2 separate regions of the Homo sapiens genome follow, and region 2 is linked to region 1. Evidence: chromatin contacts called from ENCODE Hi-C or POLR2A ChIA-PET data. All regions are on one chromosome and are shown on one strand. Each heading gives the region's core, a stretch centred on a gene start or an enhancer-like site at or near the end of the contact. The rest is flanking DNA. Distances are from core to core; before and after follow the strand shown.

Evidence for each region. A loop is a pair of places that touch in the nucleus more often than their neighbours do. ChIA-PET counts read pairs that join two places held with the same protein, here RNA polymerase II (POLR2A). Pooled maps may share reads with other maps.
Region 2: a loop to region 1 is called in a pooled map, with 2.5 times the contacts of the local background. The contact joins the enhancer-like site here to the promoter of EDEM3 in region 1. A Hi-C loop is called at or near these places in 2 of 37 single-sample maps with no recorded cell type and 4 of 50 pooled maps. POLR2A ChIA-PET finds 5 or more read pairs at or near these places in 1 of 52 experiments (activated T-cell).

What each region holds. Positions count from the first base shown.
Region 1 is chr1:184,753,597-184,756,114 of GRCh38, forward strand. EDEM3 (ER degradation enhancing alpha-mannosidase like protein 3) reads right to left here and starts at 1,262. Exons shown (of 20, transcript NM_025191.4): 1 at 893-1,262. The coding sequence starts at 1,050. LOC105371649 (a long non-coding RNA gene) reads left to right here and starts at 1,578. Exons shown (of 3, transcript XR_922357.4): 1 at 1,578-1,937. RefSeq lists enhancers at 846-945, 1,416-1,515.
Region 2 is chr1:183,914,878-183,917,395 of GRCh38, forward strand. RGL1 (ral guanine nucleotide dissociation stimulator like 1) reads left to right here. Exons shown (of 18, transcript NM_001297671.3): 16 at 1,570-1,824. Among named protein-coding and RNA genes, the nearest start is that of RGL1, 110 kb to the left of the region's middle. RefSeq lists an enhancer at 1,168-1,357. Within about 2 kb of position 1,259, at least 17 of the 41 ENCODE cell types and tissues checked have a DNase peak (open chromatin) inside an H3K27ac peak, as active enhancers do.

The DNA of each region.
Region 1 (2,518 bases), core at 12-2,511:
TTTTTTTCTATTCCTTAACTAACCAGAACCGTATCCTTGTGTTTTGTATTATATTTACTAATCTGATGGGCAAAAACCAGCTAGCTCCTCGTTTTAATCTGCATCTCCTACGTTTATGGAGGTTGAGTAACTTTTCATGTTTATTTACCACTTCCATTTCCTCTTCTGGCTTAACCGTTCATGCCTTTCTCCCATTTCCTACTGGTTCTTCGCTTTTTTCTTATTCATGTGTAGGACCTCGTGTATGTATTACTCTGAATTAAATGGTGTAAATAGAATTGATAATTTTAACACACTTCCAAGACGGATAAAAACTACTGAATAGGTATACTTGAGACTTTTGAATAATTTCCCCCCAAACATTCTATTATGAAAATACAGTGCAAGAAAACACTGCAAGGAAATAGTAAAATGTGTAAAGTTCAAGTTCCAATGAACGCCCCCTTTTCCGTAACAGGTGTAAACATCATTTCCTTAACTACTGTGAGATCAGCAACATTTTCCCAGTTGGAAGCTCACTTGCGCGAGAAAGCTAACCATGCTTCGGTCGACAGGCAGCCAACCGCAGAACTCCAGCGCGCAGCGATGCGGGCTGTAGCCCCCTTCTTGGGCCACTGACATGGCAGCCGCGTTGACACACCGCGCCTGGCTTCAAGGAGCCTGCACATGTCACCGGCGGCCAGGGCGACACCCCGTCAGCTCCCCCGAGGTCAGGTCGCGGGCGGCGGTTCCCACCTCCCCGGACCCTGTCCACCCCTCTAGGGTTCTCGCGCGGGAAGAGCCGTTCCAATCGCGACAGGAGAGGCCACTACGCGACCGGGTCGCAATGACAGGCACCCCTCCTGTTGTCAGCCTCACCGAGAAACCCACCCCAGGCTGCCAGCACCCTTACCCAAGCTTCTGTTTCTCCTCCCTACTCATGGGCTCGGCCCCCGCCGTCCACACGGAGGTGGCCGACACCAGGCAGAACGCGGCCGTCGCCGCCACTAGTCTCCATCGCGCTCGCTGGGGAACCGGGGACCCACAGCCCCGGCCGCCGGCTTCGCTCATGGCCCCGCGGTTCCGCGCACGCGCAGCTGCTACGCCCGGCCGGTGAGACACATTGCTGGACGCTGGTGGCCAGGGGGCTGCTAGCCGTGCCGAGACGGGGCGGGATGCGGAGTAACACGGACGGCCGCCGGCGCCAAACTGTTTCCCGAAGCCACCAAGCCGGTCCCCAGCGCCAGCGCTGCCACCGCCCTCCGCCCTCAGTATCCCGGAGCGCCTCCCCCAGCTTTCCGGTGTCGTAGTCTAGGAAACCGCCTCCCCAACGTTACTTCCGGGTAGGGCCGAAGCCGTAGAGCCTCAGGACCAATGGAGACCTCATGGGAGAGGGGCTGTCTCCGGCGACTGGAGAGGGCATTGGCCAGGAGAAGTGAGACGTGGACAAAAGGCGGGACTGGGAAGGGATCTCTCGCTTCGACCCGCCTCCGACCCGCGGAGTTGCCCCCTGAGGACTACCAGTCCCAGTGTGCACTGCTTCTTCCCCGGCTCTCCCGCGAGCCGACTCGGAGCCGTGTCTCTCGCTTCTACCCGGGGTAGGCGCGCTGCACCCTGGGACTTGCGGTCCTCCGAGGTCGCCAGTGGTTGCTGGGATCCCACCTCCCCCTTTCCTCGGCGCCCTACAGTCAACCCTGTCTCGGTGGGCTGCGGAGTCCCGGGAAACCCGTCAGCTGTTTATCTCTCTTCCTCAGAAAGTTGTTTCCCAGAGAGCTGGCTGAATGAGGCGCACTGTCCCCATGTCAGTGCTGCTGCGTTAGGGAATAGTGTTGGAGTAGTCGTCTACCCTCAGGGAAATTCCAAAACACAGTAACAGCAAAATGAATTGAGCCTTTGAAGGCATTGCGCTAAGGTTTTTACTCGCAATCATCTCATGCACTCTTCTCAACTCTGATAGAGTAAGTACCACCATCCCCCTTTTGCAGACGAGAAAACAGAGGCTTAGAAAAGTTGGTTAACAAGAGCTCGTCACACTGCTGTATTAGAATCCATCCAGCCTCTGATTCGGAAGCCCTTGCATTTAACCACCGCGCAGTACTACAAGGATGAAGGAGCACGTGGGTCCTCGTACATGATTAATAATAGTTACCTCAAAAGCTCAATGTAAGGAGAGCTGTGTGGGCTGCAAAGAAGGTTTAATGAAGGAGATTGGAACTTGCAATGAATTTTGATGACCGAGTCCCAGGTTAACTATTGGTAAAATGACACATCGGTTCCTCTTGAAAAACCACATTGTTTTTCTAGTGTGGTCATTCAATAGGTGCGGAGTTTAGGAGCTTCGATGTGATCTCTGTGACCACAGTAAATTACTTACGTGTCCTTTAAGCAGTATTCGGCGGTCTTTCTGGAAACGTTTCTTCCTTGACTTTTATCACCTTACCTCTTACCTCTTAACCTCTTACCTCTTCTCTGGCTGACCCGTTTTCCTTCATTCTCTCGCTACTTTATATTAAAATACAGGTGTTCCCTTAAGGTTTTC
Region 2 (2,518 bases), core at 9-2,508, 840 kb before region 1:
TTGGAAAATGCACCCCCTTAACTAATATATCTGCAAAGAAACTTATGCTATTAACTTATCTATCATCAGTTAGTCCTCAAATTGAGCCACTAAGTTGATTCATTTGGGAACATAAGGAAGAAAAAAACCCAAAAACCAAAACAAAAACTAAACCATATTATGATAGAGCCACAATCAGACCCCTACCCATGAGAATTGTCACATCAGCTGGCTGGCTGTAAACTAACTGTGCAATAGAACTGAATGTATAATTATGCCACAGGAGGAAATCTACAGGAAATAAGATAATAGACTCCATTTTAATCAGAAGCCTGATAACCAGAAAGCTCAACTTCTATACTGTTTCCATGGAAAGGCAGATAAATATGAAAGAAATGTTATTTATTTTATAAATGACTTCCAGAATATTTTATAGGATTAACATGGTATAATTTAGCTTAAGTCATTCCGGGAAATTCTTTATAATTTTCTACAATAATAATGGGTATTTTAAATGGTTCAATTTAATGATTTTTAAAAGTACCTCTTCCAATAACTTCTTTCTTTGGTTATTGGTATTGCATGGATGAGAAATGTGTAGTTAATCAGAAAAGCATATTAACTGTAGTACTCCATTTCTTAATTGTCCTTGATACACATCATGAAAATGTATACAGTTGGCTCTACTAGCAAATGTGGAAAGTGGTGAAGCTGCTTAAAGGCTGTATTTCCCTTGAGCAAGTCACTTTTATATTCTGAATCTTATTCTCCTCGTCTTTATAATGCTCTGCATTTTGTTCACAAGACAGTTGTGGAATTAAAATGGGATAAGATAATATGAAAGTTCATGATAAGCCTCACAGTACTAAACATACCGAGGTAGCAGCATACTATGTTGATTCATCTTATTGTCATCAGCCACAGGCTGAGCCTTGGCCATGTGCTTGCTCTGGGAACTCGACAGTGGGAATCAGGGAGCTTGGGTTCCTGTTCTAGGGGTGCTGTCAACTAGCTGTGTGGACCTGGAGCCCCAGTTTTCTCCCTGGGTCTCAGGTTCCTCAGCAGAACAGGTATGGGACTAGTTGATGTCCAAGGCCTTTCTAGCACTAATATTCAATGCAGAGCCGTATAATCTGGGGTACTTCTCTTAGAAACTTCTAAAAATACAGAACTTTCTCTCTCACTACGAAATCTGACTGCAGTAGGACTGAATCAACTGCGTTGGCAAGGCTTTCCTCCAGCCCCGTAAGCTTCTGACTTCTTTGGGAACCCATATTGCCTCCAGTTTCTGGTGTCTGCTGCCACCTGCTGGTTAACTTCTATAAGAACAGCTAAAACCTAGGGAAATAGAACTGCTTTGCCTCACGTGCTTATAGAGTGATTAGGTCACACTGAGTCACCGATAGGCATCTACCACTGATGGGGACTCAGAGTACTTACACCAGGGATGAGACACATGTGTGCTGTGGGCTGTTGTGGAGGAAATAACTGCAGTCTATCAGTCTTGATATCTACCTCTGCTTTGAAAATTGCAAAGCTGTTGGCCAGCGTTCTAATCTGTTTTCTTCTGGGGTGTGTTTACTCTTCCAGCTCTCTGAGTCCTCCTCATCCTGTTCTTCTATCCATTCCATGGACACAAATTCCTCAGGGATGTCTTCCTTAATCAACCCCCTCTCCTCCCCTCCGTCCTGCAACAACAACCCCAAAATCCACAAGCGCTCTGTCTCGGTGACGTCCATTACCTCGACTGTGCTGCCTCCTGTTTACAACCAACAGAATGAAGACACCTGCATAATCCGCATCAGTGTGGAAGACAATAACGGCAACATGTACAAGAGCATCATGGTGAGGAGCAAGCCCTGACCCAGGAGCGGGTTTCCATTTAGATTGTGTGTCTGTGTCTGTCGGCCGCTCAGACTAATAGCCCTAAATATGCACACTCAATATTAGCATATACATATATGCATTCACACAGAAGGGATGTGTGTCAGTTCCAGGTCTCCCTGGGCATAGATGCTGAATGATATATGTATATAAAATATATATACATATATATGCACACACATGGTGTATATAGGATATAATTTTCACATCTTAAAGAAATGCTAAAACTTATTCGTTTAGGTCAGTATTAGCCATTTGAAAATTCTCAATTTGGGTGACAGTGTAAATGTGCTCCAGGGAGGATGACACAACCTCACACATTTTTGGAAGCCTTCCTATGGAATTATATGTCTGGTTTTATCATTGAATTTCCACACATTCTTAGCAGTGTACTCCCCTGATGGCAGATTTTTGTCATTTAGTCATTTGGATCAAACCTAGTTAATAAAGTGGATGATCAAGCTAGAAATACAGTTTGGGTTAATGAGGAACGATGCCTATAAAATGAGACTGACCTTTTTGAGCTTCTTGTAAAATCTGTGTGTTTCTGAGGACAATTGCAAAGATATTTTTAATAATGGCAGTCTTTTGGGAATACACACAGAGCCTCTCATGGCGATAACCTTGGGTATGTGAGGTCTGGTAGGTTTATCAC